Linked DNA regions of Homo sapiens: all the other regions are linked to region 3. Evidence: chromatin loops called from intact Hi-C (ENCODE). Cell type or tissue: heart right ventricle. All regions are shown on one strand. Each heading gives the region's core, and the rest is flanking DNA. Links, peaks and the distances in the headings are about the cores only.

The links. Peaks named below come from ENCODE experiments on the same cell type or tissue, not always from the same donor. Only the 100,000 strongest peaks of a DNase experiment are listed, where the experiment ranks them.
Region 1: a loop joins it to region 3, with 2.0 times the contacts of the local background. A loop is called at or near these places in 27 of 110 quality-filtered maps.
Region 2: a loop joins it to region 3, with 4 times the contacts of the local background. A loop is called at or near these places in 67 of 110 quality-filtered maps.

Annotation. Positions count from the first base shown.
Region 1 is chr3:127,172,169-127,182,244 of GRCh38, reverse strand. No RefSeq gene overlaps it. Among named protein-coding and RNA genes, the nearest start is that of PRR23E, 16 kb to the left of the region's middle. In heart right ventricle, for the core only: a CTCF peak has its summit at 4,797 (motif pointing right); no DNase peak of the experiment used is centred there; H3K27me3 peaks cover 629 bases.
Region 2 is chr3:126,675,618-126,685,693 of GRCh38, reverse strand. No RefSeq gene overlaps it. Among named protein-coding and RNA genes, the nearest start is that of CHCHD6, 24 kb to the left of the region's middle. RefSeq lists enhancers at 6,598-6,697, 6,213-6,819. In heart right ventricle, for the core only: a CTCF peak has its summit at 6,279 (motif pointing left); a DNase peak (open chromatin) is centred at 6,273; H3K27me3 peaks cover 832 bases.
Region 3 is chr3:126,990,333-127,000,408 of GRCh38, reverse strand. PLXNA1 (plexin A1) reads right to left here. Exons shown (of 32, transcript NM_032242.4): 3 at 8,843-9,025. Among named protein-coding and RNA genes, the nearest start is that of PLXNA1, 12 kb to the right of the region's middle. RefSeq lists a silencer at 709-1,003 and enhancers at 2,290-2,923, 5,316-5,375, 4,824-5,457. In heart right ventricle, for the core only: no CTCF peak of the experiment used is centred there; DNase peaks (open chromatin) are centred at 5,384 and 5,494; H3K27ac peaks cover 2,514 bases.

The sequences.
Region 1 (10,076 bases), core at 1,217-9,216, 180 kb before region 3:
CTGTACCTTTCATATTATTGTCATTTTCTTGCTTCACTTTTATTGCATTTTAGGTGTGTCCCTTGTAAACTATAACTGGATTTCATGTTTTAATCCAATTTGAGAATCTTTTAATACTCCATTCAGAGTCTTTTCTCCTTATTTATTTTCCCCATTTACTATGCTTGTCACTACTTTTTCTCCCATTCTGACATTCATTGGATTACTTCATTTCTTTTGTTCCATTTCCCCTTCTACTTCTTTAAAAGTTATATCTTTTAGTTTTGTTCTTATAGTCATTACCTTTATTTATTTCTTATTTATTTTTGAGCTGGAGTGTCACTCTGTCACCCAGGCTGGAGTGCAATGGCGCAATCTCAGCTCACGGCAACCTCCACCTCCCGGGTTCAAGCAATTCTCCTGCCTCATCCTCCTAAGTAGCTGGGATTACAGACACCTGCCATCATCCCCAGCTAATTTTTGTATGTTTTGTAGAGACGGAGGTTTCACCATGTTCGCCAGGCTGGTCTTGAACTGCTGACCTCAGGTGATCCACCTGCCTCAGCCCCCCAGTGCTGGGATTACAGGCGCGAGCCACAATGCCCGGCCTCTGGTCATTACCTTTAAATTATTAACACATGCATATTCTTAAAATTCTAATGTTAAGCAACACCTGTATTCTTTCTCCCCAAAGAAAGGATTTCTCTCAGAATCCTTTCATTGGCTGAGTGACTGCGGCCCTCCCACCTCCCTACCCCTACAGACCAGCTCCAGTGTTATCATGGGAAACCTGAATTCTGTCTAGTTGGTAATATCCTGCTTTACTGTTTTAATTGGTACTGGTTAGATTATATCACAGAGGTTTCTGATGTTCTCACTGTTTCTGTGTGATCTACTTGTGAACATGTGATGTAGATTGCTGTTTCTCCTTGTGCTATCTTTTGAGCTTTGTGTATTTTCAAGTTTGTTGTTGAGTACACTGATGGTTATGCTTGTTATATTTTCTTGGTGATCATTCCTTTCACCAGGATGAGACGCACCCCTCAGTGATGACCGCCTGCTTGCCCCTCCAGGCCTACCTTTCTGCCCTGCTTGGAGCCCCAGCAGCTTCCCTCAGTAGATTGCATCTGCCACACTCCTGCCCGCTCTGGCTTTCAGGAAATCAGAGAGCAGGATAGAGGGTGGGCTCAGGTTCTTGATTCTGTCGCCCAATTCCTCCCTGCAGGCCTGTGGGCTGGTGGCAACTGCATTCCTAATCAACTGTCCCTCTCCTAAAGCTGCAAGTGTCCCTGGGCCCTGGAACACCTCCCACTCTCTCTCCCTCTTCTGCAGACCTCGGCAGGGCCCTGGGGACCTCATCATCTCTTGTTGGTTCCTTTAGCCCTGCCAATATGAGCAGCGGCAAATCCATACAGGTCTGCAGCAACTCAATTCTTGCCTCCTCGATGGAGAGAATTCGTCAGAGGGGCATAAGGCAGAGTGAGAGACCAAGGTGAGTTTTTAAGCAGGACTGAGAATTTATTAAAAAATTTTAGAGCAGGACCAAAAAAAAGTAAAGTACACTTGGAAGAGGGCCAGGGTGGCAACTTGAGATTCAGGTGCCTCGTCCGACCTTTGCTGTGGGGTTTTATACACTGGCATGACTTGGGGTTTGTGTTTCTTCTCCCCTGATTCTTCCCTTGGGGTGGGCTTAGAGAGGCCCACTTGGGAGGGGTTGCACAGTGTATTTACTGAAGTTATGCACATGCTCATCTGAGGTGTTTTTCCCTTACCAGTTGAGTGTTCCTAGAGGAGGGTCATGTACCAGTTAAACTCCATTTTGCCTCTTAGTGCACATGCTTGAGCCCACTCACCCAACTCCTGAGATCTTATCGGAAAGCTGCTGATTACCAGCTCCAGGTGTTTTCTATCTACTGGGAGACTGCCTTTCCCTGGTGCAACCAATTATTATTTTAGAGAGACAGTTTAACAACCACCTGACCATCACCTGATGGTGGCCTGATATTCCTGCTGGGGGAGCCCTCTCCTTCCCTGCTCATGTCTGCCTAGCTACCAACTCTAACACCAGTATCCCTGCAAGTAGGACTTTCATTCATTGCTCTTCTCTTAATCCTTCGAGTGTTTCCTTCTGAATCATGATTGATCCATTGTTTTTGACTCTTTATAATGACATTTCCTTAAATTTTATTTTAGATTATGTGGCTACTAATATACCCTCCTTCTTTTGTTAATATTTACAGGCCAGTCTCTGTCTTTCCACAGATATATTTAATCAATTTGCATTTGCTACCCTTTACTGTGTGAGTGAATCCATGTCATTCTTCCTCAGCAGAGGCCAGTTTCTTGGCATCTTCTTACCCTCTCTGCCCTTCTCGCCTATCCCAGACTACTTTTAATCAGTACGCCTGCAAGCTTAATGCCTTCCATGTGTGTCTCTGCCTGCCACTGCTTCTTGGCTTCCACAGCTTCCTACTGTATTTTTGTAATTACTGGATAACTTCCTTTATTAATTTTTTCAGTGAAGATCTGTGAGGGTGATAAACTGATACAAATACCTTAATATTCCAATACTTCATCTTATTATCAGTCCTTGTTGACAGTGTGGCTGGGTATAGAATTCCAACTCCAGAGTTATTTTGCCTCAGCACTTTAAAGATGCTGTTTTATTATCTTCTTGCCTTCATTTTGCTGATTTCATCTGACTATTCTTTTATATATGGCCCACATTCTTTATTGGTAACTATTAGGGTTGATTCTTTATCCTTGGTGTAATGGAATGTGAGCATAGTGTGGCCAGTTTTTTGTCTTACGGTGATTTGCTCAGTGTGTGCCTTCGATTTGAAGATTAATTTATTTTTTAGTTCTAGAGGTTCTGTTTTACTTTTTGAAAATATTTCTTCTTATTTAATCCATTCTGGAATCCCAACTAGATAGATATTGAACGTCCCTGAAACCTCAATGTCCCATTTTTCCATACTCTCCAGCTATTTATTCCTTTGTGCTGCATTGTTCTGCAATGTGTCCAATCTATTAATCTTTTACATGGAATGTTATATATTTCATTTCCACCATCTCTATTTAGTTCTGTTTCATAACCCCCATCTTTGTTTTATGGATGAAGTAGTAGTCTTTATCTTTCTGAATGTAATTGTGTAGTGTTTGTTTGTTTTAACGATAGCTTTTAGAAATTCCTGAAGATTCATGTGTTAACTCTCTCTGGAGGGGCTCCTCCCTTTGTTGAAGACAGCATGGGCATCTCTAGACATTTGCTGATTTGACATTTGCAGACATTACTTTGTCCGGCCAGCAGTTTTTTCTCCCATATAATCCCATCTATTCTGTGCATTTTTGGGGACTCCTCCCAGTTTCAAGTCTACCAAGAAGTCCCCTTCTTATTTACAAGTGGGATGGTTAATTTTCTGTTAAATTGTTGAATATTTTTTCTTATTGGTATGGATTTAGTGCAGAGAGGGGTATGTCACAGGCCAGGGTTTAGCAAAGGTCGAGGATCTCCAGAGAAACAGAACCAACAGGATGGATGGATAGAGAGATAAATGATAGATAGATAGATAGATAGATAGATAGATAGATAGATAGAAGATTTACTGTGAGAATTGGCTCACACAATTATAGAGGTTCAGAGGTCCATGATATGCCATCTGCAAGCTGGAGAACCAGGGAAGACATGGTATAATTTAGTCTGAGTCCAAGGCCTGACAACTTGGAGTTACATTGCTTGAGGGCAGAAGAAGATGGATTTCTCTGCTCAAGGAGAGACAGAGAAAGAGTGAATCTGCCTTTCCTTTGTCTTTTTGATCTATCCATGCACTCAAAGGATGGGATGGTACCTGCTAGCATTGTTGAGGGTGGATCTTCCTTTCTCAGTTCACTGATTCAAATGCTTATCTCTTCTGGAAACACCCTCACAGATATACCCAAAAATAAGATATAACACTTTACCAGATACCTTGGTATCCCTAATCCCAGTCATGTTGACACCAAAATTAAGCATCACAGGGCAACTGTAGCATTTGATGGCCTATTGTCTTGAAGCAGGACTCTCTCCCCTGGTTTTAATTTTCTTTATGAAATTCATTTAATATTTCATTGTTGGCTATTTTATACTTTCTGTTGCTATTGTTAAGGGGACATTTTTCCCAAAACATTATTATTCTATGTTGGGTTCTCCAGGCAGCTGACTCTTGGAATCAATGCTATGGGGGAGAGGAGAAGGAAGCAGGACTGGACAGACAGAGGTCAAGGTCAAGTTCAAGAGAGCTCATGGGGCTGGGCGCGGTGGCTCACGCTTGTAATCCCAGCACTTTGGGAGGCCGAGGCGGGCGGATCACGAGGTCAGGAGATCGAGACCATCCTGGCTAACATGGTGAAACCCCGTCTCTACTAAAAATACAAAAAAATTAGCCGGGCGTGATGGTGGGCGCCTGTAGTCCCAGCTACTCGGGAGGCTGAGGCAGGAGAATGGCGTGAACCCGGGAGGCGGAGCTTGCAGTGAGCCGAGATTGCGCCACTGCACTCCCGCCTGGGCCACAGAGCGAGACTCCGTCTCAAAAAAAAAAAAAAAAAAAGAGAGCTCATGGGCCAGGCAGGCCTGATGACCTTAGTTGACCCCATGAGGATCCCAGGAACTAAAACACCCTGTTGGAGGTGTCCAGTTGGGGTTTCATCCTTGCTTCCCTCAGTCACTGGATGTGTACAGCCTTGGGAAGGCCACCCTTGGGAAGGTCAGGGTGGCCATCTCCTGTTGAGGCTGTCCATCTCCCGTTGAGGCTGTCCCTGAAAAGACTGGCATCTGAAGGCTGCTGACTACATTCCCAGCAGGTGGAGCAAGAAGTCCCTCTATGAAGGGGATTTGAGCAGCACATCTCTGTGCCTGTCACAGTTTTTAACTGGCTGCTGTATTTATAGGAAAGCTATTTACTTGCATATATTTATCTTATATTCAGCCACCTACAGAAGTCCCTTCACTGTAATTAGTTTTCTATTTTTTAGAGGGATGTAAGTATACTAAACTAAGATAAACGTGGCTGTTTACAAGAGTCCTACCTCCCATTTCAGTTTCCTGTGTTATTGCATTTGCCAGAATTTACCAACAAATGTTAAAAAAATATTCATAAAAACAGTCATAACTGAGAGTGCTGTTCTGTTCTTGATTGCCCGTAAGAATCTCGAGTGAGGTCAGCTGTTACCCTGTGATATGGTTTGGCTGTGTCCCCACCCAAATCTCATCATGAACTATAGTTCACATAATCCCCACGTGTCATGGGAGGGACCCAGTGGGAGGTAATTGAATCGTGGGGGTAGTTTTCCCATCCTGCTTTCATGATAGTGAGTGAGTTCTCACGAGCTCTGATGGTTTTATAAGGGGCTTTTCCTGCCTGCACTCTGCACTTCTCCTTGCTGCCACCATGTGAAGAAGGATGTGTTTGCTTCCCCTTCTGCCATCGTAAGTTTCCTGAGGCCTCCCCAGCCCTGCAGAACTGTGAGTCAATTAAACCTCTTTCCCTTATAAATTATGCAGTCTCAGGTATGTCTTTATTAGCGGCATGAGAATAGACTAATACGCTCTGAAGTGTCTCTTTTCTTTGCGTTGAAGAAAACTCCTTTAAGCCTCATAAAAGTGCAGTAAGTGGAGGCAGATAGCAACCAGGGTAGATATGTAGTGGATGACATTGTTTCATCCTCCTCGTGTTTATCTGATCACCATCTACTTGTGGCACATGATATCGGTCTTCCATCAAAATGTTTCTTAGTGGGCCCCTGTCAACTCCTGGTGGTTGGCTCTTTTGGCTTCAAACCGTGCATGTAACTGTTTATTCTAGGATTTTTCATGGGGCTGGTATCCTTAAGCTCACAGGGCTGCAGCCCCTCCAATCTACCCTTTGTCTCTCTTCATCCTAGAAGCACCTCCTGATGCTCCTTGGAAAGACTGGGAGAGCCATTGGTGCTGGGGGGCAGTAGTTTCTATGGACATGATCTGAGGGTCAGAAGCTCTGGGGTCAGGCAGTTCTCTTACCCCCTCAGACTCCATTTCCATGACCCTGAATAGTTCCCACTGGGGGAGACAGAGAATTCTAGCAAGAGCAGACCTTGAAGGCCATCTGCACTCAGCTAGCAAGGAGAGCCCACCTTCGAGGTGGCAGAAGGACACAGATACCTTGGGGGGTCTGCCCTGACTCTCACCCCTTCCTGTTCTCCCCCCAGCATCCTCTCCCTTTTAGAAGAACCTTCTCCCGGATGCAGTGCCTTATACCTATAACTCCAGTGACTCAGGAGGCTAAGGGAGGAAGATTGCTTGAGGCTAGGAATTCAAGACCAGCCTGAGCAACAGAATGAGACCCCATCGCTAAAATACTTTTTAGTTAGCTAGGCGTGGTTGCACAAACCAATAGTCCTAGGTACTCAGGAGGCTGAGGTGGGAGGATCGCTTGAGCCCCAGAGGTAGAGGCTGCAGCGAGCTATAATCATGCCACTGCACCCCAGCCTGGGTGACAGAGCCAGACCCTAACTCTATAAACAACAACAACAAAATCTTGTATCTTCATTTACCGTCCGTGGATCAAACCCTGTCTGCCCCAGTAACCCATTCTCCGATGATATTTTCTTGCTCATAGGTTCTGCGTGGGATGCACATTTGCCCTGCATTAAATCAGGCCTCATGTCATCAGTGTGCTGAGTCCTGTCCAGTGCTCTTCCCAGCCTGCTCACTCCAGCACTCAGAAAGTCTCTGCTTGTTCTAGCCTGTCTTTCGCACCTCTCCAACATGTGTGAATCTCCCTTTTGAATAGAGAGCAAACCGGCGTCAGGCCAGAGCCTTGGCAGGCAGAATCGCAAGTTGGCTCGCTGGCTGTTTCAGGCGCTCATTGTGCTTGTGTTCTCAGGTACCTCCGATGGCAAGTGGTACTGCCTTTCCGCTTTCTTGTCGGGATCCATAGATACATTTGTTTAGGTTTATAAAAGGGAACTGAATTGAAAGTGTGTATGAAGTAAACAATAGCGTAGGTGGTATGACACCCTGACAAAACACACAGATGGCGGAAGTGTGGGGATGCCATTTGACAGAATGAAGCCAGAATGCAGCCCACCATCCGGTTGCTCCCACCCTAACCTGCTCTGTCAAGGTGCCCTCCCATGGGCCCTCCATAGCCCCATGTGCTGGGGATGGTATGCAGCCCTGCCTTGGGCTTTCCTACCTGCAGACCTTCTTCCTGGACTGCCCTTCCCCTGAATTTTCTCATGACAAAGCCATGCCATCTGCCAGGCCAGCTCAAGGCCAAACTTTCCCTGGTTGACCCCCAGTGACTGCTGCTGGGCCCACAGAGCACCTCACCCTCCCTCTCTGGGGCTCTCTCTCCCATGCTACTGCACACTAGATGTTTCTGGGCTGGCCCTGGTGGGCAGGCTGCAGCAGTTAGAGGTTCCGCAGCATGTGCTGACAGCATGGAGCCTCACCTGCTTCTCTTGCACCTGTGCAGGCCAGCAGGATGGTGAGCCAGGCTGGGCACGAGTGGACACACATTTATCCAGCACCTGCTCCGTGCAGGGCACCAGAGTAGGCACTCTGTGTGCTCCTGGTGGGGGTGACATTGCTGGGTTTGTGTGGGATGCCCTCAGCTCTAAGAAACAGAAGACCCCAATTCACAGAGTCTTCAGCCTCTTGTGGTCATGCAGCGTCCAGTGAGGGGTCTGGAGGCAGGCAGGGGCTGCCTCTAGCTCTGCTCTCAGCAGGCTGGCTCTAGTTGCCAAATTCAAGGCCGTGAGTGAGGAAGGAGGATCCAGTGCCAGGCTTGACTTCCCAGAGCCCCCTGAAGACCCCACGGACATTCCATTGGCTTAGTGGGGTCCCAGGGGAGTTCTAGGCTGCCCCCAGTTGCAAGGAAGACTGGCAAAGGGATTCTTCTTACCTTTGCTGAGACAACTACTGCTCCTCCTGCAAAACAATGTTTGTTACTAAGGACGAAGGAAGGAATGGATACTGAGCCAGCAGCAGAGGTGCAGTGCAGCACCCAACTTGCAGATGGGAATGCTGAGGTAGAGAGATGGGAAGGACGTTACACAAAGGAGCTGGAATTTTGACTGGATCAGCCTGATGCCAGGGATGGCAATTTTCTAACACATCATCCACCTTCATCTTATTCTCTGGGGCCCAGAAGAGTCGAAGAAGGAATTATTCATGTCATCCATTCACCTGGGAAACCTGCTGGCTCGCACTTACGTGAGGGCTTGTGCTGGGCACCAGAGACATGGGGGGCGAGTAGAGCCAGGCCTATTCCTCAGAACTCCTGGTGCAGGAGGTGAGCTAGCAGGGCTGCCCAGCATCCAGCCCCATGTGTCCCAGAGGTCCTGGAAGCACAAGCACAGGGTCCACTGGGGCTGACTGTCAAAGGACTGGCAGCAGAGACAGGGAAGGTTGGGAGGAGGCATTTCAGCAGTGAGTGCAGAGATGCTGTCCACAGCCTGGGCTCTGTCCCCAGTGCTCTGTGCACCTTAACTCACTTAATCCTCAAATTAACCCTGCACTGATGATACTAGTCCCATCCTTCTATGTGCAGCTGGAGAAACTGAGGCACAGAGAGAGGGACTCAGAACTGGGCCAAAGTTACATGGCTAAGTAGCCTGATCACAGGCAGCCTGACCCCAGAGGCACACCTGACCACTCTGCCGTCCTGTCCAGGGTGGCAGAGGAACAGAGGAGTGAGCTGCAAGTCACCCCAGCAGCATACAAGCAGAGGGGCCTCCACTGGGGATGCCGAGTCCTGGGCAGGGAAATGGACAGAAAGACTCCTCGGTGGCCCCACAGCCGGGTGGATGTCTGGGTCTGGGTGGCAGGGGGGTTGCCTGTGGGGCTGCCACAGCCCTGGGTGTCTGGCCCCTCTGGCAGACACACAGGGTGATGTTTTATGTCTTAATTAAACGGAGAGGAGTTTAATTGATGAGTGGCCTGCCGGACGATGCAGCTTCCTGGCTTCCCACCCCGATGACTCATGCATGCGGCGGCCCCAGATGCCGAGCACAGCTAATAGATTTGCAACGCTGATCACTGCTCCAGACCCACTTAGTGAGGCTCCGGGAAGTCTCTTACGACCCTGGGATTGAATTGAATTGCTTTTCATTTCGAGCAGCGTCCATAAATCCCTCACACATCAGCCCTCCCTTCAGAGGCTCTTCCAAGCTCAGGCCTCCCCCACTCCAGCAGGGCTGTTAGAAGGGCAATGTTGACACACGTAAGAGCCACTCAGAACCAGATATCTGTGTGTCAGTGGCCTGGAACAGGGGCTCACAGGTGTCTGGCCTGAAGCAGGACATCTCCGTGGATGTTTTCTCGCCCACTCCTCACACAGCCCACATTGGGGCCCAGAGAGGGTGGATGGCCTGTGCAAGGCCACTCAGGAAGGAAGCAGGAAACCAACTCAGGAGCGGCCACAGCCCCTCACCCGTGGAGTCGCCATGGACGGGTGACTCTCTTTTCACCTCTGCCTCCTCCCTGAAAATCAAGTGTGGTGATACAATGCCCCCACTCCCATGGGTAAGAATTTAAAGGCGCCTGGATTCAGTCATTTGACAAATTTCTTTCAAGCATCTGCTATGTGCTGGGTGTGCTCTAGGAGCTGGGGTTACAGTCATGAACAAGGTAGACAAAGTCACCTTGGAAGTGACAAACCTGTTGGGAGAGGAAGTGGTAAACAAAAACACTACCAAGACACTTGGAGGTCGTGGCCAGTGTGACAAAGAAAATCAGGCAGGGCCACGCACAGCAGAGGGCAACACACAGCAGACAGCTTGGGTTGAGGCCGCGAGGAGGGGACATGGGCTGAAACCTAAAGGATGAGCAGGAGCTGCATGGGAAAAGTGTTCTGTCCATAGAAGGGCAGTGTGGAGGCTCTGAGCAGTCCCAGAGAGAGAGGCCCATGTGTCGGGGGCAAAGGGGCTGGGGCATCCAGGGAGAGTGAGAGGCCAGGGGGGTGGCTGGCTCATGAGAGGAGCTCTGTTTTTATTCTATGCACTCAGCCCACAGTGGGCATGAACAGGAGAGGTCTCCCCAGATTCCTCTGGAGCATTCCAGAGCACCCTCCACCTTC
Region 2 (10,076 bases), core at 1,458-9,457, 320 kb after region 3:
TAAGATTTAGAGGGCCAAACATCCAACTATAACATTCCTTCCCTGGTCCCCCAAACCTCATGTCCTTCTCACATTGCCAAATACAATAATCTCTTCTTAACAGTTCCCAAAAGTCTTAACTTGTTCCAGCACCAACTCAAAAGTCCGAGATCCAAAGTCTCATTTTAGACTCAAGGCAAGTTCCTTACAGCTGTGAGCCTGTAAAATCAAAAACAAGTTATTTGCTTCCAAGATACAATGGCGATACAGGCATTGGGTAAACATTCTCAATTCCAAAACGGAGAAATTGGCCAAAAGAGAGGGGTAACAGGCCCCACACAAGTCTGAAACTCAGCAGGGCAGACATTCAGTCTTAAAGCTCCAGAATGATCTCCCTTGCCTCCATGTCTCACATTCTGGGCATACTGGTGTGAAGGGTGGGCTCCTAAGGCCTTGGGCAGCCATGTGAGCTATGCCCAGCAAAGCCACAGGGGTGGGGAGTTGAATGCCTGTGGCTTTTCCAGGCTGGGGTTGCATTCTCCCGGTGGCTCTACCATTCTGCTCTCTGGAGGATGGTGGCCCTGCTCCCACAGCTCCACCAGGCAGTGCCCCGTAGAGACTCTGTGCAGGGGTTCCAACCCCACATTTCCACTGGGCACTGCCTAAACAGAGTCTCTCTGTGGGGGCTCCACCCCTGTGACAGGCATCTGCCTGGGCACTCAGGCTTTCTGGTGCATCCTCTGAAATCTAGGTCAAAGGTGCCAAGCCTCCACCACTTTTGCCTTCTGGGCACCTGACACTTAACACCACATGAAGGCCATAGAGACTTATGGCTTGTGCCCTCTTCTGTGCAAAAAGGGCTCTGCCTTCATGTAGCTCTCTCTCTCTCTCAGAACAAAGGAAATGTTTTCTGGAAGCCACCAACAATCTTCTGGAGTGGCATTGGGCAGTTGTGGGTCACACACACACCCATAGACCAGGCCCTGGCAGAGGGCACAGAAGGGCTGTCTGCTTTAGACCATGGCAACTTGTTCCCTGGGCTGGACGCACTGCCATGGCAACTTGTTCCCTGGGCTGGACGCACTGCCTCACAAAACCAGCCCTGCCCACACCTTTATCCAAGCCCCTCCAAGTACCCCATTTGAGCAGCCATCTGTTTCCTGACAGGACCAGGCTGTGACAGGGTTGCTGCGTGTGCAGTGTGAGTATGCTGCATCTGTGTCAGGGCGTATGTGTGTGCAGTGCATCAATGTGAATAAAGCATGTGCGTGTGTGTGTGTGTGAGAGTGTGAATTGCAGAAAGGGAGAGAGTGAGTCCAGACAACGAAGCTACTTGGTCCATTGTTCCCAGTCCCCATGCTCTGTTCCCACCTGCTCTCCCTCCATCCAGGAAATTCCTCGTGTGAACAAAGCCTCCAGATGGAATGAATCAGCTGAAAAGCATAAGTGGCTCAAGCAGAAAGTCAGGATCAGCCTCCTTGGCCCCAGTTTCCCTTTTTTTTTTTTTTTTTTTTTTTTTTTTTTTTTTTTTTTGCTTTTCAGAGTTTTAAGCTTCAGCTTTAGCCCTGGTTTTAACCATTCAGCCAAGTGGATGTCTGCTCAGCCGGCCAAACAGCCCCAGCAGCTTCCCCTGGGGCTGTGCCACAGGAAGGTGGTCCCTTATCACAGCTCTCCTGAGCGGAGCTGGCTGGAGTGGGAGAGGCAGAGGACATGGATGCCCAAGGATAGCAGGGTAAAAAGAGAACATTTGGCGCAGCAAAGCCAAATGGGCCACAGAACTCTCAGCGAGGGGGGCTGAGGTTGCTCAGAGCAGAGCTTGTTCAGCCTGCATCCCATTTCCTCTCACTAGTCTTCCTACACACACGCACACACACACCCAGACACCTGCACACACACACACACCCAGACACCTGCACACACACACACACCTGCACGCAGAGCTGTGATCTGAAAGGCAGCCCAGACTCAGGTGGAGGCTGGGCTTCCTGATTTGTCTCAAACAAAGGCTTGTGCCTGCTCCCAGGAGCTGTCTGCTTGGAGCCCTGGGGCTCTGCAGCATGCTCAGAGCCAGTCCAGGCGTGGGCAACCACAGCCAGGCAAGAGCTCACAGCCTGAGCTCTGGAGCAGCCCAGAGCACTGTCAGAACTCACAGGGGCTGGGAACGGCAGGGGCTGAGGCCGGACGAGCCATTGGTCCTGCTTAGAGCAGAGAGGGCATCAAGGAAAGCTTGTGAGATACATACATACATACATATATATATACATACACACATATGTAACATATATATAATATATATATTTTAATCTCTGCATTCCTCAGTTTCACCATCTGTAAAATCGGGATAATAATGGTACCTGCTTATAGGATTGACATGGGATTGTATGAATTAATACATGTAATGGATTTAGAATAATACCTGGCAAAGAGGAAATGAAACCAAGGGGTTAATTTGATCGGGGCTGCCTGGCCCGCTTGCTTTTGGCCACTCACTCACTTTTTGTTATTTTTTTTTTCATTTTTCCATGAAGCTAAAGTCTGTGGTAGCCGAAGGCCTCACCACTGAATGCTGAAACTTAACCTTCACTGGCTACTTTATAGATAACATTCATCGGTCACCAAGGTCATAGTCACTTCCATTGTTTTTCAGGAACTTGGGGCAGCTCCTGTCCAGTTCAAACCAGTTGAGACCACTGACCCTTCAACTGGGCCTGCACAAGTGCCTGAGAGGTGGCTTTTTGACATCGGAGAGCCAAAACCTACCCCCTCAGGTCATGCTACCACTGCTGTTTTCTGTACACATGTCCTATGAAATACCATGAACCCCGACTGCACTTGTGCAGAATGAATGTGTTGCTTCATTTCCCCACTGCCAATCACCTTTTCCCCCAAGCCTTAGAGAACCCCGCTCCCCTAACCTGTAAATACCCCTAAGCCTTATCTTCCAGCAGGAGGATTTGAGGGCTGTTCTCCCACCTCCTCACTTGGCGCCCTTGAGGGAAATAACTCTCTTCTCTTTTGCAAAATTTGTCACAGTGATTGATTTACTGCAAGCGTGCAGAATGAGCCTGGACCCGGCCAGCCACAGAAACACTCAAGTATCAATGGTTATTATTATGATATACAGCATTCCAAGGAACCTGGCACGTTGGATATTTCCATCTTACACATGAGGAAACTGAGGCTCAGACAGGGCATGTGACTTGCCTGAGGTCATGCAGCTAGAAGGAGGCAGAGTCAAGATTTGAAACCAGGTCCACATGGCTCAGAAGATGAAGATTTCTCCAGGACCCCGCATGGCCTGGTCATGCCTCATGGAGCATTGCCAGCTGGGCCCTTGGGTGTGGGACGTGGAGCTGGAATGGAGGCAGCCTGGTTAGTGGCCGGCCTGACCATAGCAATCAGGGCCTGAGGCCCAGGAAGGGGTATGGGCATGGGGAGGGAGAAGAGTCTCCTCCTTGGGGAGGCTTGGCACCCTGCTAGCCCAGGTCCTGAGCCCAGATGGGGAAACTGTCTGGGCACCTGGCCTGGGAAGAGCCCCCTGGGGGAGTCACTCACACACCTGCCCCCAGCTCCCAGCCCTGCAGGGGTGGCTTCAACCCAGAGCTGCTAGAATGTGAAGTTACAAGAACAGTACCCTGCCTCCTCACCACAAGACTCTGATAGTTTAAGTTTTATGAGTTCATTAAATGTGTGCACAAACTTTTAAGGAAATAACATTACACTATAATGAGAGCTATAAATTGGCACTCTTCCTCTGAGTTTTCAGTGGTCATTCTAGTTGCCTACTTGGCCAAATGGCGCAGATTGTTGAGGAAAGACCTCTGTATACCCTATGCACTTTGAGCAGTTGTTGGTGTGGCTGACCAAGGTGAGGAGCAAGGAGAGGGTCACCTCCTCTGTATTCAAGGTCACTATCAGAATCCTGCATCAGAACAGGGACCACCCCACTTGGCGGCTGGGGGACTTTTACCATCCCTCCTGTAACCTCTGTCAGCCCCACTAAACAATACCCTTTAGGTAGAAACCTTGTGTTTGCATTGCAAATAGAGCTAGAAGACTGGGTCCCCCAAAGTCCCCAAATCCCCCACAAACCACCATGGGGCTGGCACAATTTTGTGCCTGTTTGCATCTGTGTCTGGCCAGTGTCCCCTCCAAAAAAAAACTTAGCTATGGATTCCTGAAATTAAAATCCACATGCTATGCATGTCAGAGCCTGGAATGCAAAAGGAAAGGTCAGCGTTTGCTGAGAGAGAGGGTGACCTGCAGAGATGCTGCAGCATAAGTGGTCCCTGGAGGACCAGGGGCCCAAGGGGGCTGAGGAAGAGTATCAGAAGAGATGGCAACATAGCGAACCACTGTCTCTATTGTTTTTTAAAAAAAGGTATTAAATGCTTGATTGCCAAATTAGGAAAAACAATCTCAATAGATGTGCTGATAAATTGACTGAATATAGCTGAAAATGAAATTGACAATCTGAAGATTATAACAGAAGAATTATCCCAGAGCATGGCTGGATGATTTCAACTCTATGACATTCTGGGAAAGGCAAAACTATGGGGACAGAAAAAAAGATCAGTGGTTGCCATTGAGAGACTGAGTGTGGATACACTGGGTTGGCCTACAAGTCTTGGTGGGATGGGCAACAACTTCCAGCCCTAGCCGTACTCCTGCAGGCTGGGTCTTGGAACCTCACTTGTTGGACTCCCAAGTCTTCCTTGTTCTGCTTTTCATAAGAAAAGCCTTGTGTCTTTTGCTTCCCTGTGTCTTGGATAAGTGTGGGATAATCCAGGATTCACAGACTTTGTAAATGAAGAAAACTCCAGATCTTCCTCCAAGCCCAGGCTTGATATCTTTGCGGCTTAGAATTTCAGTCCTGTGTGTGACATAAACATCTTGTCTGCCAGACCTAAGAAATTCATCCACACTCCCTGGCTGCTGAATTTTCTTTCCTGAGCCTATAGATGTTCTTCGTCATAAGTTGACAAAAGAGGTGCTCTGAGCCTGTGTGATAGGTTTTCCAGGCTTGCTGCCCGTTACTGTCATCTGCCAATTCATGAAGCAGTTGTATGCACCTATCCTGTGGGCGAATTTTATTTAGCCACTAATTATTGTATTCATTAAAAAGGAAGGAAGACAGGCAGGAAGAAGCACACTCAGATCTCCTCTCGGAAAATTCTCAGCTGCTCCACACATCACGTTTGAAGGATGAGAAGCACAAATAATGCTGTGAGATAAATAAATGTATAATTGAAACCACATGAAGTGGAATAATCAAGTTACTCAGCTCCCAGTGACTCCTAGTTTCTGATCTGTCTCCAGATATCAGAACTTGCAGAAACCGGTTGCACCTCCAATAACTACTACTCTGCAGCTTTTACCAGCAGACAATACCTTTGCCGTGGAGGAATAAAATGCATTCTTATAGGTTACGTGGTTTCTGCAAGTGAATAGTAACCAAATCTGAGAGGCCAATGTGCCGGCCCCAGTTTTATGGGACCTTGATGGAGTTCCTGGGAGGAGAAGGAAAGAAGCTGTGGGCTGCCGAGGGCCCCATGCTGCCCCTGCTTCCCTCCTGCAGGCATCCTTCTCACCTTCCTGCCCTCTCTCACTCCATCCCATCTCCCTCCAGTGCCTCTCCCCACTTCCAGTTCTGCATCCCTCCTGCCCACTCACTAACATGAGGGCTCCCCCAGGTCACAGCTTCCCTGGGCCTTAGTTTCTGTAAAATAGGGATAATTAAGGTAGAGAATCTACAGAGAATCAGAGGCAGATGTGAGGCTTCAATGAGTTCCAGCTGCAAAGCGCTTAGCTTTGTTAGTTTCTATGGTTCCCTTTTAGGAGGATGCCTTCGGAGCCTCTCACACTTCCGAAGCCTCACCCTGCCTTCGGCCCATGGTGAGTTTTAGTCGTGCCCCCAGGACATTCCTTAAGAGCAGCGTTGGGTTCTCCTGTCCCTCTTCATCCCTGCATCCACAGCAGGCATTTCTGCCCGGCTTTATAGTTCATAGAGTGTGTTCTTATTCATTGCCTTGTAATCTGTGTCATCCTCCTTATTTTAAGAGGAAATCAAGACCTGGAGGTGGAGGCACCGAGCTGGAACACAGCTCCCCTGGGAACCACTCTGGGCAGGACTGGCCGGCCCTGGAGGTGCTGGGTCCCTGTGGGTGGCCGACTGACAGTGCCTGGGAGGCACGTGCCCCGTCCCCGTCGCCTGCGCGGGTCAGTGGGCAGCCCAGGCCAGATCCTCTGAAAGGAGACCTCGCATTGTCTGTTTCCCAAGAAGCCGCAGTGCCACCTCGCGGCCGCCTTCAGAAGTGCATGCTGCGATCTGGCGCTCTGAGAAGCCCTGTGGGGAGGTACCTGCGTCCAGCCCAAGGGGCTGCCTGCCTGGCCCGCGAGGAAGAGCGCGTTCCTGCCGGGCCCACGCAGCTGAAAGTGGAAATGGGTTCTGTAGAATGTTTCGGCGTGCACCGAATTCGCGCAAGAATCCTCTACTGATGCCAGGCCCTGTGCCCAGGGATGGGGTGGGGGCGGTGCAGAGAAAGGACCGTGGGGTGGTGCAGAGAAAGGACCGTGGGGTCGTAGAGAGGAGTGCCAGAGGCCTTAGCTCTAAGGGGTGCGGGAATCGGAGAGGCAGAGGCCAACCAGAGGACCTCTTCGTGAGGCCAGCTGTCATGAGTGCTAGGATCCGAGCAAAGGGCCGAGTCCAGCTGCGCACACAGAGGGGCCCATCTCCTGCCACATGGTTTCCTTTCGTCCTCCCGCTTGCTCCGATTAACAGGCATCCTGCATCTTGGGCGTACAAGCTTCCCGGCCGCGCAAGTTGTTCAAGAACCCCAGAGGCAGGTGTTTCCGGGAGGCTCTAAGCCGACAGCTCTTTGAATGCCTGGCTGCTCACAGGGCCTGAGCCTCTGCCACACCCTGTTTAAGAACCCGAGGCTGCACGGCTGCTCAGGCCACCCCCAGCCAGACTCTGTCCTTCTCTTGCAGAGAGGTACACTCTGGGGCCTGGCCACCCTTCCCGCCGGGGGCCTCTCTGAGAGCCTCTGGCTCCAATAAAAGAAGGGAACAGAGTCCCAAATCCCTTTTTTCTGGCAGGCTCTTGGCCGTTGGGTGAATTTGCCACCCCCTTCTCCCTGACGTTGTGTATTAAGGATTCTTTGGAAGGGCAGACATTTCCAAGTCAGAGAAAGCGAGGGTCAATCTGCACCCTTTCTCAAAAAAAGCAGTGACGGCCTGCCTTGCATTTATACAATTTAAGGAGATTCCAGAGATAATAAGGCGAGTCTGTTCCAAGGTGACTTAAGGTCTCCATTTGCAGCCAAGGGAGCAGCTGGCATAATTCTAAGTTTCCGCCTGAGCAGGCACTTCCATTACCCTCAGAACCTCCATGCTTGGTTTCTGGAAAGATCAACTTCAGCAAAGAAGCGGGCGCGGGTGGGGAGCTAGCTCTTCCTTCCCTTGACAGCCTCAGTTGGAGACCTCGGCTGCCACCACGTGCCACAGTGGGAGAGTTTCCCGTCCAATGCTCTGCTCCAGCGATGTACTGGATTCCAGCCTGGGACCACCCAGAGACTTCGTTATATGTGGAATATAGGGAAATGAACACGGCAATGTCTGCACCACACAGAAGGTCTAGATTTCTCATCTGGAAAATGGTCCATTTCTGCCCGGGTCACAGAGGAAAAAAAGATCTGGCTGGGTGCAGTGGCTCATGCTTATAATCCTAGTGCTTTGGGAGGCTGAGACAGAAGGATGGCTTAAGGCCAGGGGTTCTAGACCAGTCTAGGCAACATAGTGAGACCCTGTCTCTACAAAAAAAGAATCAGACAGTTGCAGTAGCATGTACCTGTAGTTCTAGCTACTTGGAAGGCTGAGGTGGGAAGATTGCTTGAGCCCAGGAGTTTGAGGCACCAACGAGCTGTGATTGCATCACTGCACTCCAGGCTGGACAACAGAGTGAGACTCTGTCTTGAACAAAAATAAAGGAAAGAAAAGAAAAGAGATCCCACGTGGTAAGAGAAGTAACTTTTTGCTACCTTTAAAAAATCCTTATTTTCCGTCCCCATGGTAGGTTGTTTACAACAGTGGCCATGGTTTTGCAGCCCTCCTTGCATATGTGTCCTCAGCCCGGTGACTGTGCAGTAACTCCTGAGAAGATGCAGAGTGCATTTCTCAGCCCTTGGATCTGAGCTGGCCTGTGACTCACTTTGGTGCACAGAATGTGGCAGAAGTAAGGGGATTCAGGTTCTGAGGCTAGGCTGTAACAGCCATTGCATGCTTCCTCTTCCTTTCAGATCTCTGGGCTAGCCTGCTAGCCACTCAGAAAGATACCACTCAGCAGCAGCGGAGCCATCCCAGATGCTGATGTGTAGCTGATACCCAAGTGAGCCCTGCTGAGTCCGGCTCAGATGATCAGAAGCATCCTGCCAGCCCACAGACTCATGAGCAGTACTACACGGTTGTTATTTGAACCTACTGAGCCTTGGGGTGTTTTGTCACACAGCAACAGCTAACTGGTACCCCTGCTCACCTCCTTTCTTCTGCTTCTTCCTTCATTCTTCTGTTCCTGGACCTGATCAAGGTCATCCATCTGGGTAGTTACATGTCTGTGGGTTATTTCTCCACCATCTGCCCTTGGGGGCTGGGTGTTGGGAAGGCAGCCTGCTGGAAAGTCACCCTTGCAGACCCTGGAAATAAGCTGAGGATAGGCTCTGCTGGGCAAACTCCCCCCACCAAGGAGGAGAGGCTGCTCTATAGTCTCTGGTTTGTTCCTGGACAATTCGCTCCTTCTCTTTGGATCAGTCACTCTCTAACTGCTATTTGGCTGTCACCCAAGGACTGCTACTCCTTATCCTTCTGGGATGGACTCACTTTCTTCTTGGAGCCCTTCCTCAAGGTGCATCCCCTTTTTGGTGGAGAGAAACCCCAAATAATTTCTCAAAATGTGTGCAAGGTCAACCTTGAGTCCTTTCAGATCTGAAAAGATCTATTTGCCTTTAAACATTGGCTTGTCCTAGATGTATAGGTTCAAAATTCCTTTCCCCCAGAAATTTGGAGACAGTCCTCACTTTCTTCTGGCAGCCTGAGTACCTGATGAGGCAGCTGATGCCAAAATGTCCCTTCCCTGCATCCACCTATTTTGGAAGCTTGTAGGATATTTCCACTATTCTTGATATTCTGGAATTTTGTGCTGATGTCCCATGGGCCTTTTTTTATTCATTATGCTGGGCATTTGAGTTCCCTTCAAACTGAAGACCCAGGTGCTTCAGTTCTGGGAAATTGTCTTCTATTATTATATTATTATTTTACTATTTATGCCCCTTTCTCTCTGTCCTCTATTTTTGAGTCTATTAGGCATTTCAACCTCATGGATTGATTTTCTTGGTTTCTTATATTTTCTCTCATTTTTTAAAACCTTTTTACCTAATTGTCCCATACTGTGGGAAATTTTATTATACATATAGAGATAGATATATATGCACATGTGTGTATACAAATAAATGTGTATATGTATTTTTTTCAAATATTACTATAATATTACAAGTAACAGAAAAATGCAACATAAGATGCTTAAATATGTATATACATACACACACACACACACACACACACACATATACACACACACATTTTGACAATAATACTTCAAATTTACAAGAGTTATTTTCTGGCTTTGTAATTGCTTCTTCTCCATAGCATCCTATTCTTGTTTTATGTATTCAATATCTTCTTTTTTCACAGCTTCAAGATACAATTCACATACCATACAATTCACCCATTGAAAGTGTACAACTCAATGGCTTTTAGCATATTCGCAGAAAGGTGCATCAATCACCACAATCAATTTTAGAACATTTATATTACTCAAAATGATGAACTCTATAACCCCTTGCCATCACTTCCCATTCTCCCCCTCCCTATTTTCTCACCCCTCCAACACCGCCAGCCCAAGGCAACCATGAATCTGCTTCTGTTGCAATATGTTCTTGGCTTTATCATCTGATTTCTTGTACCTGTCTTCAATTAATCAAGAACTTCTAAGACATAAAAGGTGACTAACTAGGCCATATCCTATCCTAAGAGATATATATAGA
Region 3 (10,076 bases), core at 997-8,996:
TGGCCACAGCTGTCCACTTTCGGGCCACCCGCCTGGAGGCAGCCCACCCTCGAGGTGGCTGGGCCCAGAAGCCCCTCCCACAGCAGCTGGGCAGCTGGCAGAGCAAATGAGAGGCTTGACGTGTCCCGGGCATGGGAACGGGCCACAGGCATGCCCTGGAATCTTCCCCCAGCTGTCACCTCCTTGCTCTGCAAATCTTTCCCCAAAGACCACCAGAACCTTCCACAACTGGCCCCAACAGCCCACCCTCCCACCTCCCAGCACAAACCAGGAGCTGGCGCTGCCCATGCATGCCGCCCCCTGCTTGAGAGGACCCTCCCCTTGACCCAAGGGGCTTCAGCAGAGCCAGCAGCCTCCCTGGATATGCCCCTTGGCTGCACCAGGCCCCCACCCACCCCTGGCTGGCGGAACACGGGATGCCCCCACCTGCTTCTGCCTGGACCATCTAACCCTGGGGTACCTGTCCTACATGCACACGGGCGAGTCGACCCTGGGCTCGGAGCCGAGACCGAAGTGCAGTCCCGAGGCCTCTCAGTGCCCAGGCCACGCCAGGCATGGCCCTCACTCCTGGACTGAGCACCTCCCACCACCACAGGGCTCATCTGACCCTCCCCACAGATAGGCCAGGGAGCAGGTTCACCCCTTTGCCCCCAGGACACAGCAGGCAGGGCTCAATGCAGGCCCCAGGCTGGCCCTGCTGGCTGTACCCACTCCCATCACCGCCACAGCCCTGGCCAACTGCTGCCGGCGGGCAGCTGAGGGCCCGGCCAGGTCAGCTGTCCATCCCGCCCAGAGCCAACAAAGGGCCCATTCTCCGGGCTGAGGGCAGGCGGGGGTGCCGGGAGGATGTCTGGGCCACCCAGGCTATGTGCCAGGACCGGCACGCGCCCCAGCCGCCGGGAGGCAGGGGGCTGCCCGGCTTGGCCCTGACCTGGCAAGGGGAGTTGCCCAACTCTGCCTGCCCCATGATGGCAGCCAGGGGCCTGGCCCTCCCTCTTTCTGTGAGGCGGGGATGCACCTGTGGAGCTGCCTCCGGGCCCCAGGGCTGGGAGAAGGACAGGACAAGGTGGGGACAGGCAAAGACCGGGGCAGCAGCTAAGGAGGTGCCCACACGTGGAGGCCTCACACACTTCTCAGCCTTTCTGCAGAGGCAGCTGCCAAACCCGTCCCCAGCCTGAGGTGGCCCCAGGAAGGGCTGCCCGAGGGGCAGGAGCCTCTGCTGCCCTCTCTTCTCAGGACCCCCACAGGGTGCAGAGCCCACCTGCCCCTCCCCTTCCCAGCCAGAACTGCACAGCTGAGGTAGGCCCCAGCGGACCCACTCCCAGACCCTCCTCACCCCTCACAGGACTGCCCCCTCCTCCAGCTGTGGACAGGTTCTAGGCCTCCTTCCTGGGTCCCCACCACTCTCAGAAAGGCCAGGAGGAACTTGATACTGGAAAAGCAATTAGCAATTTCCTCTTGGCAGTAATTGGGTAATTAAAACAGGATTTGCAGGAAGCCCGAGGGCTGGAATCAGGCCAGACACACCTGTCGGGGGAGAGAGTGTCCTAGGAATCCCATCTCTTCCACCCCCAACCCCCAGCACACAGGGAGAGCAGAGACTGAGGTCAGGGTCCTGGCAGGTGAAGGACAGCCAGGGCTGCCTTAGACAGGCTCCAGCCTGCCCCAGCAGCAACCCCTCAGCAAGGAGTGGACCTCCCCAACCCCTGGTCTCATCTGCCAACATCCACCTCACAGAGCTGTGTGAGAATTCAGGAGTTCATGGTTCCAAAGGGGAAGTGCTTGGCCCTGCTGTGGGGCAGATGTGCACAGCTGCCTGGGGAACCTAGCACCCAGCTGGTGAGGCCACACCTGGTGGGGCCACCGTGAACCACCATAGACTGCACCACCTCAGTCACATACCACTGCCTGGGCTCCGGGCTAACCTGGGGCTTGGCCAGAGTCTCCGCCACAGCCAGGCTGTCACCAGCACGGGTCCTGTGGGGACACAGGCAGCAGGGACCATCTGCCCCAGTGTCTTCCCTCAAACCCACCAGCTGCCTGGTGCCCTCTCTCCTCCATCCTGTGACCTCAATGCCACCTCCAGCTCTGACCCTAGTGCCACCCCATGGCCCTGGGCCCTCAAAGACCCACATCAGCACCTACCCCCCATCCAGCTGGTCCAGCCACCTTCTCTGGTGAAGTGACCCACCACACAAGCATAGTGTGCCCGAGGCAGCCCCTGAAACCCCAAAAGGCACAGTACGCTTCCCAGCATCCACGGGGGGCACCTCTGAGCTTTGGCCCTCCTGTTCCTTGTCCCCAGAACACCCTTCCAGCAGACCACCCAGTCCCCTGGGTTGTTCCAGCCTCCATACCCACTGCACGCTGCCAGCACCTCCTACATCGTGGTCTCTGCTGTGGTTGGGACCACAGGCCCCATGTGCCTGTGGGGGAAGGCGACTGCCCGGTGTGGATACTCACAAGGCTGCCCCTGCCAGGCTGGCCATGAGCCCGAGCACACACAGGACGGCATGGGGAAGCCACTGCTGCCTCCACCTTATCAATGGTGTTGACGGGCCCGTGCCCTGGCTTAGGCCTGACTGGCTTAGGGCTCTCCGTGAGTGCCCCATGGGTGGCCCTGCCAGCCACTGGGAAGCAGAAGCGATGCTTATGCACCCTCGCACACCACCAGCTCTGGGACGGCACTCATCATGCCCACAGGGCAAACAGCAGGTCGCTCCCTGCATCCTCATGGCTCAGCCCACAGTGGCCAACTACATCCAGGAGAGGCGGAAAGGGGGCGGGCACACGCTCACCAGGAAGCACAGATGTCGGCAGGTTACCGTGCAGGGCCCCGTGAAGGGGACTGGGACTGCTGGCCTGGGCGGGCAGTGGCAGCACACACTCAGGCCCCACAGAGAGCAGCCATGACAGGCAGCTGGCTCTGCCCCATCCCACCAAGACTACCAGTGGGGGCACAGCAAAGACGGACCCGGTGGCCTGCCCCAGAGCACCTGCCTCATGCCCATTGACCCCACATGCTGCCGGGCACTGCCACAGGCCGCCACCAAGTCCTTCAGCAGCAGCAGAGGTGGTCCCAGAGAGTTAAGGCAGAACAACAACAGAGGCTCCACAGCCTTGCTCCCAGGCTGAAACCCCAAAGAAATCCATCCTTCTGCCACAGGAATCCACACACAGCCATGCTTACAACAGGCCTGCAAGGACTGGCAACACCATGGCCATCCAGAGTGGGCAGGATGCACAGGCATGTGTGCTTGAAACACGCAACATGAGGACATGGCACGCACCACAGCTGCCCACAGTAAGGAAGAGTCTTGCCAAGCAAAAGATGATGACTCAACCCCAGAGCCCACATAGCAGCACACAGCGTCAAAGGAGCCAGCCAGGGCGGTCACCCTGGGAAGGGAAGGACCAGGAGGGGCTGCCGGGGATGGTAGGTGCCTATGCTCTCCCGTGACACACCCCCAATGCACGCTTCCATGTGTGTCACTTCCATGTGGCGTCTGTCACAGGCTGACCATGCAGGGCACAGGACCCTCCTGCAGGCTCGGGAGTGGGCTGCATGCTGCAGGTGCAAGGGGCACGTCCCCAAAGAACGCCAACAGTGCAGCACAGGCTGTACCTGGGAATGACTGTAGGCTTCAAGGGCAAGTCATTGAAATCAACTCCCCTTGTCCCTCCCTCAACAACACACAAGATGAAACTCAATGGTGGGGGACAGCAGCCTCTCCACGGCTAAGGGGCTGGGGGCTCAGTCCTGCCCTGCACCTCCCTTGGGTCAGGGCTGCCTGTGGCCAGCACACTTCTTGCCCCCCCAGCTCCAGCTCTTTCAGGACGGTCTCCTACCACATCCCTGGCACAGACCCTGGACAGGGAGGCTCACTACAGACCTGAAGAGGCTCAAGCTGCCAACCCCACAGTGGGCACCTGCCACCAACTGCCTTGCACTTGCGTGGGCTGTGAGATGCCACTCAACTTCCAGAACTTACAAATTCCAAAATCCTGCCTGGGGTCCGGGGGTATGAGGGGAGTGCAAAGAGGCCTCTAAAGCATGCTGAAAGCTTCTAGAGCAGTGGGGCCTCTAGGGGGCAGGTGTTCCTTGTCCCCAGGCAGCCCAGGCACACAGCAGGTGCCCAGCTGTCTGCAGAGAGGAAGATGGCCGGGCGGAGGACACCTCCCACGCTGCGCAGGGCTCCAGAGGCTTCGCTCCAGCTCCAGGCCCCGCAGGCCACCATTCCCGAAGCTCAGGGATGGCAACTAATGCCACAGGCCTCCTAAGCACTTCAGAGACCCAGCTGCTGCAGGTTCCACCACTGGGAACCCCTAGGAGTGCTGAAGAATGGTGGGGACCAGGAAAGCTGCAGGAGGTGCTGCAGCATGAGTCCTGAGGGCCCATGAGCACAGGGACAGGGGCCAGCCAGGCCAGGACGCACACAGGGAACTGCAGCTGCAGCCTCTGTGCAGGGACCGCCACAGGGAGATGCTGTGATGGCTCATCGGGGTCAGCTCCAGAAGGAACTTCAAGCCCCAAGCCTCCCTGGGGTATGCCCAGATGCACCCAACATCCAGGGAAGGAAACCAAGGCCCCAGAGGATGGGGCTTCACCAGGGCCATGCCTCAGAGCCCAGGTGGGTGGCTTCCCTAAGCTACTCAAGGCCACAGTGCAGGTCCCTGGGCCACAAACTGGTGGCCAAAGGGATGCTTGAGTTGGTCCTGTTATACTCTCTTACAACGTGGATTTAATAACCAAGAGATCTCACACAAAATACAGGTTTCCAGAATCTTGAAAAACCGGGTGCTCAGGCAGTCAGGCCTACATTCCCTGAATGGGCAGGCTGGGCCTCAGCCAGGGGCTGGCTCCTTTTGCCCCGCAGCAGCAGCAGGACCAGAGCAGGGCTGGCCTCGGGTGCCCGTCAGCCGGCCCACAGGGCAAGGCTCTCCCCAGCTTCCTCTGTAGGGGGACAGCACCCGCTCTGCAGGAGGCCGGGGCCTGTGCTCTCCCCTCCCATGGGGGTACTTGGGCTGATGCTACAGGACCCAAAACAGGGGCTGCTCCTGTGAGCTCCTGACATGGCCCGGGGTCCCCAGAGGCCACGGGAGGAGCTGGGAGCAGGGCGCAGGAAGTTCGCTGAGAGAGGCACCCCAGGGGGAGAGGCTGCCTGTGTGGGTGCAGAGCAGGTGCCAGGCAGGGCTCTGGTGAAAGGAGGGGGGACAGGGGCACCCCCAGTCAGCCCCATAGCCGAAGTTGGCAGGTCTTAAATTAATCAGCTACAATTTCACACCCCAACAGTTTGACAGGAACTGGCCCGGGGCCAGCCAAGTCCCTGGAGCTCCCCAGACACTTTTTAAAGCCCGGAAAAGACTGGCCTGGGAAAGACAGGGAGTGGTAAGCCTGGCAGGCCTGCCCCTGGGTCAAGCGTGGGCTGGGGGTCCCCAGGGCCCAGCTCCAGGAGACCAAGTGAAGAAGGCAGGAGGCGGGGCCCTGTGCTCTGAGAGCACAGCCAGGCCAGCTGCCTCAGGGAAGGAGAAGCCCTATGTGAACAGGCAGGAGGGAGCCCCGGGGCCCGGCCTCTCCCAAGGCCCTGAGAGCAAGAAGGAGGCAGGGCAGCCCAGGGGCCGGGCTCAGCATGGCCCTCCTTACCCTGGCTCTGGACCCTGGACCACAGCCAGCCCCACACACAGGTTGGGTCAGCATGACAAGGAGAGACGAGGAGAAGTGAAGTTCTGCTGCCCCCGGGCCAGGCCAAGTAGAGGCCTGTGTGGCCAGCGGGGAGCAAGCATCCTTCACAGTGGAGCAAGGCCAGAGGCCTCGCACTGGAGTCTGCAGGACATAACAGAGCCAAGGCAAGCAGAGTAGGACTCGAACCCAGGCCCCAGAACAAGTGAGGGTAGATCTCCTCCTCCTGGCCCCTCACCCCAAACCCAGGGCACCCTCTGCCCATGTGGCCTGTGGTGGGAAGTTAGGCTTTGAAGGTCCCACGGTAACTAGGGAACAAGGGAGGCAGAGCGGATGGAACAGGCAGCCACCCCAAAATGCACCCACAGCAGCAGCACTCCCAGCCAGGTCGGAGGGCAGGAGCTAGCCAGACAGCCAGGGTCTTGGACTGTAACACAGGTGGGAGTGGGTGGCAAGGGGCTCCTCAGAGAGGGGGTCACTGAGGAAGGGGCCTAGCTCTCAAGGCTAGCAGAGAACTCTGCCCAGCCTCCTCCAAGGAACCGCAGAAAGGGAGGGAAGAGCCAGCAGCCCTGAGCACCTGCCTTGAGCACTCAGTTTCCCCACCTGTCAAACAGATGACAGGCTGCTATGAGGCCTCTGTAGGGTGCAGGCGCATGGTCAACACTCATCACACACCCCAGGCCACACGAGCATGCCAGGTCCGCATGGTACGAGGAGACACCAAGGCTCAGAGAGGCTGGACGGCTTGCTCAAGGCCACACAATGGGCAAGGAGAGGGCTGGGACCCACAATGACATGCAGCATTTGCATGACGTTGAGGTTCAAAAACCCTGCACGGGACATGCCCAGCTGCTGGACAGTTTGAGAGCAGGTGGATTTGGGTGAAAGAGTACAGGCGGCAGGTTCTTCACCAACATGACCGTGTCTGCATCCAGGGGGACAAAGCAGAGGCGTGCCTTGCCTGGGGGGGCCTCCGAACAAAACTCAGACCCAAGTCCCCGACTGCAGACTCTGCCAGGCCAGCAACCCCTGGGCACAGCTGACCCCAGATGCTCCCAAAGGGTGCCACTCACACATGGCCCACGGCACCCAGCCCAGACTTGTTTGGGGGTGGAGGGAGGCGGTACCCAGGTTGGGTGCTGGGAGGCAGGTATGGGCACCTAGAGCCTCTGAGGAGAACTTGGGGCTCTGAGGGGTGGGGGCCCGGCCAGGGTCACCAGGAAGGAACTAGCCATGTCAGGCCATGAGGACGCAGCCTCCACCTTCCCAGCTGCACCATCCAGCAGCTGCCCACAAAGCCAGGCTCAAGGAGGCACCTGGCCCAGGGAGCAGAGGACAGGCTCCACCCATACCTGCCTCCCTGAGAACGGTCCTCCTTGGGACTAGGGGTGGGAAGGGGAAAATTGGGAGAAGGAATGGGGGCAGGAAGAAGGGGAAGAGTTGGTAGAATCTCAACCCAGAAGCAGCCTCTTCCCATAGATGGGCCCAAGCCCAACTCTGCAGTTCCCTGTTCTGTACCTCAGTTTCCCTCTGTGGGACTGGGGTGAGGAGGCAGGGGAGACAGGCCAACTGGCACCCAGAGGAACAGCTGTGTCCTGCTGCTCCCTCAGCAAAGCTCTGACCCAAACGGTGCCCCTGGGGCACAAGAGGGTGAGTGCTGGGCAGCAGGAACAGGGTAGGGCTAGAGGAACCTGGTCACTGGCTGGGTAACAGGCTCTGGGGCGCCCCACAAAATGTCTCTAAGCTGCTGCACTGGGCTTCCACACAAGCACGGTCCTCTGTCTGGCAAAACCCACTCCAACACCCACCCCATGCGCTCGAGAGCCCTGTGTGCCTTCCAGTGTGAGGAGAGGGAGTGCAGGCTGAGAGGACGGGAGGGGCCTCGCACCAGAGCCACAGGGCGGTACCCCACATGGGGGCCAAGAGGGAAGTCACAGCAGAGGACCCAACTCAGGGGTCACAGGACTTTCCCCATCAGCTTCAGCCTCATAGCCACTATGAGCAGAACCAGCAGGACCCCAGGGCACCCCCACCCTGGGGGGCCTACAATCAGCAGCTGGGCCCCCACGGGCCCCAAGACCACCAGCACCCCCCGCCCCCAGCCCAGAGCCTGAACATCTGGCTTATTTCACAGAGGGAAGCTGAGGCTGCAGGGGATCCCCTCCCAGAGATCACAGAGCCAGGGAGGGGCAGGACTCCCCACCACTCCCAGGGCAACTACCATGGCAGAGATGGGAGGCCCCCTTCCTAACACTGGGCACCGGGCTGAGAGCTGCAAGCCCTGGCCAGCCCCCGGCCCAGCCCCACTCGCGGGCACACATGGGCTCAGGGGAGCTGCATCGGCACCAGCCTCTGGTGCCGGTTATGCACCCCAGGACCCACCACTGCCCACTGGGCCTCTGGGGTGTCCAAGTATCCCCACCCTTCAGTCTCTCCGGGAGCTTCCTCCACACCAGGCCAGCCTGGTGCCCACCCCAGCCCAGGCAGCTCCCCTCCACCCACACCCTCCAGGAAGCTCTGCACTGCCTCTGTCCAGCCCACTGTTCTGGGGAAGGAAAGGAGAACCCTGAAGACCAGACAGCCATCCCTGTAGCACCTAGCCCTCCCCCTGCCACCGTGGGGCCAGCCCAGGGCTGTGTGCTGGAGCTCCTCAAGCACCAGCCAAAGACAGGCAGGGGCACTACCCTTGCCCTGCCCTTGGCCCAGTAGAGGGGCTGGGGAGAGGCAGGGCCAAGGCCTCTGGCCCGGCAGAGTGCTGAGGCAGCAGACACTGGATCTCCTGGCTGGGGAGCAGGGCCCAGAGGGGAGGGGGCCGCGCAGGCCTGCCCTCACCACCCACACACAGCAGCCTCCCCAGGAGGTCAAGTGCCCTTGGAGAGCCAGCCCCCGCCTCAGCATCCCTGGGCCCCTGCACAGGCTCCTGCGTGGTCTCAAAGTGTCCTTGCTTAGTGGGCCTGGGGCCAGTCATGGGCAGAGGCACAGAGGGGAGTGGGGCCCTTCAAGGTCACTGGGCCTAGTGTAGGGCAACATTCCCCCTGCCCCCTGTACGCCAGATCTAGCCTCCCACAGCATACAGCAGCACTGGGCCTGCCACCTGGGACGGCCGCAAGCCTTTGTTCCTGCCCCAAGCCCCCTCCTCACCCCACCCCACCCAGGCCTGACCTTGCGGATGCGGCCACTTCGCGTGCCGGCGAATACCACAGTGCGGCCCCGATAGTCATAGGCAGCCACGGCGGTCAGGCCATCATCCTTGTCCACGAACAGGGGCGTCCCCTCAATGGTGACTGTGCCCCCCAGGGGCTGGTTGAAGTCCTGCCCGCAGAAGTCGTCATCGATCTGCAGGGGCTGTGGGAAGGGGCAGGGTGAGAGCCACTCCCCGGGCACCTTCTCCCGGAGGACTGGGCCTCCCTGGGCAGGGCTGGGAGTGCAGTTGTCTTTCTAGAGAGGTTGGGGGTAGCCCCCAGAGGAGAGGTGCAGACAGAGAGGGTTTAAGACAGGAGGGAGCAGATCACACCTGAAAGGCAGAGGGCGGGCTCCCAGCTAAGAGCACGAGAAAGCAATCAATAGCTTGAGGTTCCGGAGCAGCTGGGGGCCAGTGTGGAGGGGGCGCTGCTCCACCGCCAGGCCTAAGGAGAGGGCAGGGCAGGCAGGGAAGGGATGTGGGGAGAAGTGGGGCAGATGGTCCTTGTCTGCAGAGGGTTCATTGGCAGGGGCCAGGCTGCTCAGGAGGAAGGAGCAGGGGAGGCTGGGCCAGGGCTAGGCCACATGGAATGAACAGGTGGGAGGGGGCAGTGGGGACTGTCCCCAGGGATGAAAGAGCAGGCCCCAGCCTTGGGGCAGGGCACAAAGAGAGAGTGTGGTGGGGCTTCACCCAGGCTCTGCCCCTACAAGCCTCAGTGTCTCCATCTGTATGGTGCAGAGAAAACACGTTCCTTGAAAAGCCAAGGGGAGGGTGGACAACCGCATCTGCCAAGCACACATGGGCCCTGCCTCACACAGGCAGTGAGCGTGAGACGGAAGGACTGAGGGGCCCTTGCAGTCCCACTCTGCCCTGAGGACAAAACCAGCAACACCCTCAGGTCAGACATGGGAGACTACAGCCAGAGAGGGCGAGGCCTTCCCCTGCGATGGCCAGCGACCCCCAGCAGCAAGCCCAGAAGGCCTGGCCTCGGGGGTCCCAGGTCTGGGCCGAGTCCCAGCCCCTTCACTTTCCACCCTAAGCAAGGCCCGTGCCCTCTGAGCCTGCCCAGGAGTGTGAACAAGACACTCCCTGAAAGGCAGCGAGATAGAGGCCCCACCCCAGCTGTGCCTTCTGATGGGTGCTGGGGGCTGTGGCTCCCTGCAGTCAGGGTCACTTTCTCTGCAAGTTGTTAACTGTGGCCTGCACCAGGACACC